2 separate regions of the Homo sapiens genome follow, and region 2 is linked to region 1. A link is a loop called in an ENCODE intact Hi-C map of the cell type or tissue named here. Cell type or tissue: adrenal gland. All regions are shown on one strand. Links, peaks and the distances in the headings refer to the core of each region. The heading gives the core; the rest is flanking DNA.

Evidence for each region. Peaks named below come from ENCODE experiments on the same cell type or tissue, not always from the same donor. Only the 100,000 strongest peaks of a DNase experiment are listed, where the experiment ranks them.
Region 2: a loop joins it to region 1, with 2.1 times the contacts of the local background. A loop is called at or near these places in 5 of 110 quality-filtered maps.

What each region holds. Positions count from the first base shown.
Region 1 is chr17:27,662,105-27,667,482 of GRCh38, reverse strand. It overlaps the pseudogene NOS2P1 and the pseudogene LOC100420408. Among named protein-coding and RNA genes, the nearest start is that of LGALS9, 34 kb to the right of the region's middle. In adrenal gland, for the core only: no CTCF peak of the experiment used is centred there; no DNase peak of the experiment used is centred there.
Region 2 is chr17:27,852,031-27,857,408 of GRCh38, reverse strand. It overlaps LOC124903961 (a long non-coding RNA gene), which reads left to right and starts at 680. Exons shown (of 2, transcript XR_007065681.1): 1 at 680-947; 2 at 2,405-2,812. In adrenal gland, for the core only: no CTCF peak of the experiment used is centred there; no DNase peak of the experiment used is centred there.

The DNA.
Region 1 (5,378 bases), core at 208-5,207:
CCTCAGGGCAGGCGCTCAATGCGTGTGTACGGGACATGCTGTGCAGGAGGGGGATGTGGGCAAGAGCCTCCCACAAGCCCCCTCCCACTTTCCTTGGTGGCCCGCTCTCCCCCTCACAGGGCCCTCAAGCGCACTGGAGGAGCCAGACCCATTTGTGGGAGCCCCCACCCCTCCCTGAGAGCACCCACAGCCTCAGAGAGCAGCAGAGGCCCCTCACTCCTGCAGACCCCTCTAAGGGTGCCAGGACAACAAGCCTTGAGCCAGGGAGACAAGGGAATTGGGTGTTCCTGACCCCCAGAGCATTCAAGGAGAGGGCACAGGCAGGACCCCGGGCCCAGAGCCAGAGCCAAGAGTTCAGCCAGGTGTGGGAATGGTCAGTCCTGGCATGGACTGAGCAGCCCAGGAGGGCAGAGGGTGACTCATATCTGGGCCCAGTCGCCCACTGCGGAGACAGGTCCCCATGTGAGGTGGCAAGGGGGCTGGGTAACAGCCAAGGCCGCTCCTACCTGAGTTCTGACAGGGGGCCATATCCCAGGCCCAACAGCCCTGGATAAGGTTGTGTGGCAGGAAGCCTTCAGCCTCTCTGAACCCTGGGGGGCAGTCCCAGGAGCCACCTGCCATGCCCCGACATCTTCCCCACCCCAGGCAGCACACACCCCTCTTTCTGGGATCAGCAGACTACAGGTGTGTCCTCAGTGTCAGATCACGGGGACCACACGGAGACTCCGAGGACTCCAGAGACCCAGGCAGGTGAACTCAGGCCTCAATATACATCAGCTGCTCTAGCTGAATTTTGTTCAAACTCAGTGAACGTCTGCTCTACAGGGTGCATGTGAAAGGGGCAAGAATGAGTAAGCTGCAGATAAAGAAGACAGAACACAGGGGGTCTGTCTAAGCTCTATCCCCTGCCTTCAGCACTGATGAAGCAAATCCAATACTTAGGGAATGGTGGCCACGTGCTGGACCAGCCCCGGGCTATGAGGATCTGACAGTGAGTGACGCAGAGGCAGGCCTTGCCCTTGGGGAGCTTTCCAGCATACACCTCCCTCTCCCCTCCCAGCGCCCTGCAAAGCAGGCGTCAATGCCATTGTTAATGCACAGAGGAGGAACCTGACTGTTAGACAGGTTGATGGGTTTTCCAGGGTCAGGGTCACATGGCTTCTGGGAGACGGATGTGACCCTGAGGACAGGGCACAGGCCAGTGTAATGCCACAATGGGATGAGCTGTGATCTGTGCTGTGTAGAGGCCTAGGCTAAGGTGGGACTGACGGATGACCAGGTCAGCCAGGTTGCTGAAAACACTCTTGGGTCCTCACCTGCCAGCTCCCAGGACTCCGGAACTGCCAGGAGAGTGGTGGCAGGTCCCCCATCCTCAGCTGGGTGGGCCTGGATAGAACAGCAAGGCGAGGGCACATTTCCCCAGCCATTCCCTCCAGGCACAGCTGTGACCTGCTCATTCCAATTTCGTGGAAATATTTCCACACACACAAAACTGTAAATAGCAATGGATGTGCTGAGAGGAGCTTGGACATAGGATAGGCAGTATTTTACAGGCAGAGCATCCAGGGCTTCCTGACGGGTTAGCTTCAGGGCTTGAGCAAGGAAGGAGAACCGAGGACAATGTGTTCAAATCTGTTCACTCACCTCCTCCGTGCCACACCTGTGCCGGGCACTGGAAGAGACAGATGAGCACAGAAGCCCTGGCCTGGGGGAGGTGTGGGAGGGAGCCCAGAGCATCTACTGGGAGCTGAGGGCTGATGTCCACCTGGGTACCATCCAGGTTCTCTGCATGGACAAGTACAGGGAGGCACAGCTGTTGCTGGTGGAGACCACCACATTTGGGAATGGAGACTTCCCCAGCAATGGAGAGGTGGGTGGCCTGAGGTCTGGCTGGTCTAGGAGGTTGTAGGGTGTGGGAGGACCCAGGAAAGGGTCCGGGGAATGAAGCAGGTCCTACAGAGGGCATTTGGGAGTCAGTGCTCAGGCCATCTGGGTCACTCAGGTCATTTGCCGGCCTCCATTGTAATTATTGCCATATGGGAGTGCCCCCTTTCCTATGACATATTTAATATATTTCTGTGAATGGCCTACCTGTTTGTATTTACAAATTCATGTTTAAAGGAAACTTGTGTCACTCTCACAAATGGAAAGCAGCAAAACTTAAATTCAATGAAAACAAAATGAAGTTAATGAATTTTAGCTAGATACTATTCCCTGGCCAAGGCCTGCTCCTTCTTTGTTTTTTAAAAGAGTACTAGGCAATGAGAGAGGCATTAAAGGTCTATTAGCACCAACTCAAGACTGTCTCTCCAGGGCTCAAAAGAATGAAAATGTAATTGAAGGGGAATAACTAAAAAATAAATTATGGAAAAGGGAGTAAATACTCACCATGGGATTTGACGCTAGTTCTGCTGGGTCACATACCTCCTGGAATCATCTTGGCTTCCTGGAAAGCCAGCCTTATTTCAGAGACTGTAGGACCAACTGTTGTTGCTTTTACCAGGTTCCAAACAAGAAGACAGAATCACGGCCTATTAGGAGGCCCTCTGGAGATGCCCAGGGCTGGATGGGAGGGGGCCAGGCTATTCTGGGTCTCCCACCAGGGGACAGGGCCCACACAAGTTGCTACAGTTTAGCTGGAGTGAGAGACAAGCTAAAATTCTCACCTGACAACCAGGTCCTTGGCCAGGTGGCCCCATATGTAAACCAACTTCCATTGTGGGCCAGGAGCCATCTCCTGCCATCTGTGGCCAGTTTTCCAGAGGAATGGAAAAAGCGGTGTTTTTTTTCATCTTGGCCTGAGAACTCTGTCATTTCCTCTCTTTCTAGAAACTGAAGAAATCCCTCTTCATGCTGAAAGAGCTCACCAACAAATTCAGGTAAAGCTTTTTCCCTCCTCCTGCAACTTCTAACCTTGCCCTGAGGACCCAAAGTCTGGCTCAGGGGATGGAACTGGGTGCGCATACGGGGTCTTCTCAGAGCTGACCAGGCACAGAGGGACCCTGGGCCAGAGGTTTGCCCTCGGAGTGTGTCACGGGTCAAGCCACAGAAACCAAGTCCCTCTCACGGGTCTGCAGGCCAAGCATGGGGTGGTCATGGGAGTTGGTGACAAGGCTCAGGGGTTGGGAGGACTAGAAGGGGCTGCAGCTCCATGCTCCAGCTGGATGGGGAGAGTCTGTGGCTGGCCCTCCAGGCTGTTGGTGCTGGGTGCTGGGTGCCAGGTGTTGCTTGCATGGGACATGAGTCTCTGTGTGTTTCCTTGGGCAGGTATGCCATGTTTGGCCTCAGCTCCAGCAAGTACCCTCAGTTCTGTGCCTTTGCTCATGACCTCACCCAGTAGCTGTCCCACCTGGGGGCCTCTCAGCTCACCCCGATGGGGGAAGAGGATGAGGTCAGTGGGCAGAGGATGCCTTCCGCAGCTGGGCCATGCAAACCTTCAAGGTCGGTTCCCAGCCAGAGCTGCTCCACAGCAGGGACATGACAGGGTGCATTCAACCTAGGACATCTGTGCTGGGTGTCCCAGGTGCCATGACCTCTGCCCCTGGTCCTGTAGATGTGGTCCCAGGCATGAGCCAGGGCCACAGGCCTGAGGGCTTAGGTCACTGCTGCTCTCCCTCAGGCCCTTAGAAGAGCTCCACCTTGTGCACACAACTCTGGGGGAGAAGGTGGCACAGATACCCCCCTGCCCTTAGGGAGCTTCTAGTTTAAGGTCTCCCCCACTGACTACCTAGGTCACCTTTTAACTACTGTGTCTGTTTCAGTCTCACAGCCATAGAGAGCCTAGGGACAGGCACCACACAGTGGCAGATCCACTTTGGATCCACTCAGTATCTCCATAGCTCTTTACTGCTATGGTTGGCCCCAGTCATTTAGGGAACTCATCACTCATGCAGAGCGTCACTCAGCAGTGGTGCTTAGGAGCATCAGCTTGCATCGGGGCAGGCTTGGTTCCAAAGCCCAGGCCTCCTCCATGTGGTTCCACAACAGGAAAAGGGAACAATCAGACCTCTTCCAGTGTGGTCATGAGGATACAAGAAGATCATGTCAATATTGGCATTCATAATGGCCAGACACTGTGGCGCATGCCTGTAATCCCAGCAATTTGGGAGGCTGAGGTGGGCAGATGGCGTGAGCCCCAGAATTTGAAACCAGCCTGGGCAACATGGCAAAACCAGTCTCTTCTGAAAATACAAAAAATTGGCTAGGCTTAGTGGTGCACATCTGTAGTCTCAGCTACTTGGGAGGCTGAGGTGGGAGGATTGCTTAAACCCAGGGAGGCTGAGGCTTCAGTGAGCTATGATGACACCACTGTACTCCAGCCTGGGTGACAGAGCGATACCCTATCTCAAAACAAAAACAAAGGCAAAACAACATTCAAAATAGTAGCAATAGCTACTATGTGCCAAGCCCAGACACCTCTTTGAGTCCTTGCTGTCACCCTATCAGGTAAGTGTGCTTCGAAGTTACACGAAGCAGATGGCTTAGTATCTGGCCCATGGTAAGGGCCTAAAAAGTGGTAGCCCCAGTGGTGGGGATGCTGCTGCTGCTGCTGACCATTAACCCCCATCTGCTCCACCTTCTTCCAGGCAGCCTGTGAAACGTTTGATGTCCGAAGCCAACAGCACATTCAGATCCCCAAGCTCTACACCTCCAATGTGACCTGGGGCTTGCACCACTTCAGGCTCGTGCAGGACTCACAGCCTTTGGACCTCAGCTAAGGGACCTGCTTCTCTGTAGCACATGGGGCTTGTTTGTGTTGGGGTCTGAGCCCTGAGCTCATGGTCAAGGAGAACCCCAGGTCCTTCTGAACAGAGACAGCTGGCCTCGGGGCCTCCCTCTCACTGCATGCAAGAGCCTGTTAGGGCACAAGACTCAAGGCGCTGAGGGAGGCTGTTTCAGGAGGGAGCCGCAGAAGGATGGTGGAGAGAGAAGGGGACAGCATCCGCCGAGGGCCTACTGTGTGCCAGGCACTGTCCAGGGCTCCTGGCCCACATGGGCTAAGTGAATCTGGACACTCCTCCTGGGAGAAAGGCACAGATGGAGAAATTGCAGTTCAGGGAGGTGAAGCAAGCTGCTAGCCTGTGGCCACTTTGGGATCTGAGCGCCAGCCTTCTAGCCACAAAGGCAGCAAAGGGTCATGAAGAAGGCATCACAGAGGCGATTCCAGGCTGTAGTGGTGAACTCTCCACTCTGCACCCCCAGGTGCTGTGCCCTGTGCCCTGATTAGATAGTCCTGAAGGTTTCTACATGTTTAAGATATCCCCAATGTCAACGATGCTCTCCTGTGGATCCCAAGCTGTGGAGATGTCCTGGGACTTTCCATTTTAGGTTCCTAAATTGAATTTCCCAACACCTAGAAGCAACCCAGCTGCCCTGTA
Region 2 (5,378 bases), core at 75-5,074, 190 kb before region 1:
GGTCCCTCCTAGGCCCTCTCTCCTGGTCTGTGCCTCAGACTTCCTAGAGGGGACTCCAGGGCACAGCTCACAGCAGCCTCCCTTCATCAGCACCGGGAGCCTACTTCCCCCACCCAGAGGGACAGGAAACTCCTTCTGGAGGTGAGCCCCTGGCCTCTCTTTCATCCTCTGTCATCAAGCCAGGGTGATGAAATTGAGTGGCCCTCACTGTCAAGTGCCCTTTTTACTGGAATTTAATCAGAACTCACAGATCAACTCTTTGGTCATTGCAGTTGAGAAGCTCAAGACATTCCAGCCTTACCCGCTTTGTTCTGCTTTTCCTGATATTGCAAATACTTTTGGATGCTTATTTTTATTCAGGAAAGCACTGAGTATCAGACTTTTTCATGAGAGTTCCCTGTGGAGAGATGATTGCATCTCTAGAGGCCAGTTACTGCTTTAGAGACCCACAGCGCAGCTTTTCAGCAAGAAGCCTAATTAAACAAGTTTGGGAAAGTCCCCGAACTGTGTTTCTGTGGGGTCCTGAGACAGCCTGATTTCAAGGTAAAATGGAGGCCCTTTCCTGGAAATGATGCAATTGACCAAAACAAATACTTTCATCCAACCTCCCTTTCCAAAGGCCCCTCTGTTGGTGGATTCCCTTTGGGGGCTGTGTCAGGAATCAGAGAGTGGGGTAGGGGCCAGGACTCCCTAAATCCTTTCTGTCTGAATAGCAGAGGGGAGTTTTGGCTGAAAGCTGTTTAAAAGATAAATTAATTTTCTAACTCATTAGTTTATTTAATCCATAATTCCTATCATGTAAATTTATTTTGTTATATAGAATAGGTAAGATATTTGCCTGGTTCAGAATTCAGTAAAAGGATCTCCTAACCCAGTCCCAATTGTCTGATTTCCCTCCCTAGAGGGAAGTAACAGACCAGTTTCTTATGCCTCCTTTCAGAGATATGGTATGTATAGAAAAACTGTACATCTTTTCTTCTGGTGCTCTCTTTTTTGATTTTTAAAAACTTAATATATCGTGGAGTTCTTTTCAAAACAATGCATAGAAGTCTTCATTTTTTTATGGTTCATATTAGTCCACTGCATAGAGATATCACAACTTTTTCAGTAATCTCCTATTAAGGGACAGCTGGTTTATTTACATTCTTCTACTATTATAAGCAACACAGCAGTGAATAACCCTGTACAAATGTCTTTTCATACATGGGCAAACATCTGTAGGATAAGTTCTTATAAGCAGAATTGCTAAGTGAAAATGTATACACATTTGTAATTTTGAAAGATGTGCTGAAATTGCCCTACAGAGAAATGGGACCAGTTTACACTGCCACTAACATCTAAGAGTGTTTTCAACATACAAGTGTTTTATTTATTTAGTTAGTTAGTTATTTAGTTAGTTGGTTTTGAGACAGGGTCTCACTCTGTTGCTCAGGCTGGAGTGCAGTGGCACAATCATGGCTCACTGCAGTCTTGACCTCCTGAGCTCAAGTGATCCTCCCACCTCAGCTTCCCAAGTAGCTGAGACCACAGGTGTGCACCGCCATGCCAGGCTTTTTTGTTTGTTTGTTTTCTACAGATGAGGTATCACTATGTTGCCCAGGCTGGTCTTGAACTCCTGGGCTTAAGTAATCCTCCTACCTGGGCCTCCAAAAGTGCGTGGATTACAGGTGTGAGTCACCATGCCTAGCCTAGTGTTTTATTGAGTGTTTATTATGTTCCACATACACTGGGTGGTTAAAAAGGTGAGCTCACCCTTGAGTGGCTTCCCTTTTCTCATAAGGTAAAGGCCAGTCCCTACTTGGCCATCGCCACCTTGCCTGCCCCAGCCCCAGAGTGCCCTGCCTTCACCCCAGCCCCACTGCAGCCTCCCTCTTGCCCAACTCACCACCCTTAGGCAATCTCACCATGTTTTAGTTCTTCAAACATGCTAAGCTCCTTCCACGCATGGGGTCTTTGTACATGAAATGCCACATGGCTAGATGTCCCTTTCTCCCTGTTCCTCACGTGGTTAGCCACTGTTCACTCTTCAGCTCTCAGTTCAATCACCATTTCCTCTGGGAGCCCTTCTCTCACTTCCATGACTAGGTCCCTTATGACTAAGTTACAAGCTCCCCAGCTCTGTGTACAGTTGTCCCTCGGTATCCGTAGAGGACCGGTTCCAGGACCTCCCATGGATACCAGAATCCTAGGATGCTCAAGTCCCTTATATGAAATGGCACAGTATTTGCATAGAATGTACACAATCCTTCTGTGTACTTTAAATCACCTGTAGATTACCTGTAATACTTCATATGATGTCAATGCCATATAAATAGTTGTTATATTCTATTATTTACATTTTTATTGTTGTACTGTTATTTTTATTGTTATTTATTTATTTTAAAAAATATTTTTCTATCCACAGTTGGCTGTATGCACAGATGGGGAACCTACAGATACTTAGGGCCGACTGTACTTCTTGTAGGCCCAGGAACTATTACCCATTTTATTTCTCTGATGACTTACTATTGGTCTTTCTTGCTGTACTGTGAGATCCATGAAGGCAGGGACCATGTCTGTTTTTCTCTCCGTTGTATCTCCGAAGCCCAGCACTGTGCCCGGTCCCTAGTAGGCACGCTGTAATAATTGTTTGAGTTTGTTCAGTAAGATCGAGGACTCTTGATTAAGAGTTCAGTATGTGCAGGCACTGTTCTAGGCACTGGAGATACATCAGTGCATAAAACAGACAAAATTCCTGCTCGCTCCAGCTTGACATTCTGATAGTTGTTGGGGGAAGGAATATACAGTTAATAAATAAATAAAAATGAGCAAATACGTGTTATGTCAGATTGTGATATACGCCATGAGAATAAATAAATCAAGGTGGAGCAGCAGAGCAAGATGGAGCTGGGGAGCCATTTAAATAGAGTCTTCAGGGAGGGTCTCTTAAGTAAGGTGACATTTAACAGAGAATGAATGGAGGAGTGAGTCATGAGGATATTTGGAGGAGGAGCATTTCAGATGGAGGCAATAGCAAGTGCAAAGGTCCTGAGGCAGACCTGTAATAGACATATTAGAGGAAGCAAGAAGGGCCACGTGGCTGGAATGAAGCACGCCTGTAATCCCACCTACTCCAGAGGCTGAGGCAGGAGAATCACTTCAACCCGGGAGGCGGAGGTTGCAGTGAGCCGAGATTGTGCCACTGCACTCCAGCCTGGGCAACAGAGCAGGACTCTCTCTCAAGAAAAACAAAAATAAAACAAAACACTGTTCTGAGAATGGAAAGACATAAATAATTGCAAGTTACATAACTGATAAATGACATGTGTCTTAGAATATACAAAGTGCTCTCAAAATCCAACAATCAGAAAGCAAGCACATTTAAAAAGGGCAAAAGCACTCACAAAAGACAAATACTGTACGATTCCACTTATATGAGGTATACTTAGAGTAGTCAAAATCACAGAGACAGTAGAAGGGTGGCTGCCAGGGGCGAGGGGGATGGGGAAATGGGGAGTTATTGTTCAACGGGTGCAGAGCTTTAGTTTCACAAGAGGGAAAGAGTTATGAAGATGGATAGTGGGGATAGTTTCACAATATCATGAATATATTTAGAACCACTAAACTGTAAACTTAAAAACATTAAGATGATAAATCTTTTGGTATGTGTGTTTTAACACAGTAAAAAATTTTGAGGGAAAAAAGGGCAAAAGACATGAACAGATGTTTCACCACAGAAGATATATGGATGACCAAGAGGCACATGAAAAGATGCTCAGCATCATTGGTAATTAGTAAAATGCAAGTTAAAACCACTATGATATATCACTATACATCTCTTAGAATGCCTAAAATAACAAATATTGACAATACCAAATGATAACTAGGGTGCAAAGTAGCCAGCACTCTTATACATCTCTGGTGGGATTGCAAAAAGACTACAAACACTTTACAAACCACTTGGTAGTTTCTTGTAAAGTTAGCATACATCTACCATATGGCCCAGCAATTTCACTCCTGGAGAAATGAAAGCTATGGTCATGCAAAACCTGTACATGAATGTTTATAGTTATTTATAGTCTATAGTTATAGTTTATAGTTACTTGTAATTGCCCAAACTGGAAGCTACCCAAATCTCTGTTAGTTGAGGAATGTATAAACAAACTGTGGCACACCCAAACAATGAAATACTACCTAGCGGTAGAAAGAAATCGACCATGGATACACACAAAAACATGGGTTGTTTTCAAATGCCTTCCGCTAAGTGAAAGAAGCAAAAATACCTACAGAAGTAATAGGCTACATACTGTGTGATTCCATTTATTTGACATTCCAGAAAAGGCAAACCTAGAGGGGCAGAAAATAGATCAGTGGCACCAAATATACCTGAGATTAAAGTCAGCCACATGATCTCTTTGAATTTCTGTTTCTTGATCTATAAAATGGGAATAATTTTACCTACCTAAGGGAATTGTGAGCACTCAGTGCCAAAATATATAAAAAATCTAGAAAATTGTGCTCAGAAAATGTTAGTTTTCTCCCCTTTCCTTTCTGCCTCATCAGGCAGATCACTTCTACAGATGGCCAGTTTCATCTATGAAGTGTTCACTTGTATGGGTTTTCCTCTGACAGGGGAGCCTTATCTTTAGATTCTGGATGCACCTTGCTTGTCCTGTAGGTGCCGACTGCTGCCACTGGTGTATCTGCTGTGACTTGAGGGGTGATCTCAGCTTGAATCCAACCCAAGGCTCAGGCATGTCTGGAAAACCGATGGGATGGCTTTCCAGACCTGATTTGTATTAATGGTGGAACCTCCCCTCAGAGAACTCATTCTAAGCAAAGAAGGAGCCACGGTTGATGAATGGACAAGAAGGGGCCCTTCAGAATGACTGAGGCAGGGAAAGAGGGCAGCGACTCTGATGACCTCTCACTCAAATTCACACACCTACCCAGCTTCCGTGGACTGTTCAGGGATCCCCTCTCTTCCACTTTGCACCAGAAAGCCCTGCAGCTTTGCTATTTCAAGGGCCCCAGGGTCAGGATATGATGGAAGATGGTGGTATCTGGTGGCCATGGGGTGCTCTGTGCCAAGTCCCTAGAGAAACCAGGGTTCAGCAGGAGAGGACTCAAGCACAGGCATACATGAAATACCTCCAGGGAACTCACAGAAGTACGAGCATGTGGGACACAGCTCAGGGCATTTTGAGTTATTATTGTTAATGGGGAAGCCTCTGTGTCCCCAGTCTGGTGATGGTGGGGGTGTCCCCAGTCCTCCCTTTTCCTTCTGAGGATTGTCATGTAATGTCTACAGAAGGCTGTGATCCTTCCAGTGTGGCGAGGTGTTTGAAGATAAGCCCAGAGCATGTAGCATCTACTGAGGACACGCCATCCACACAACC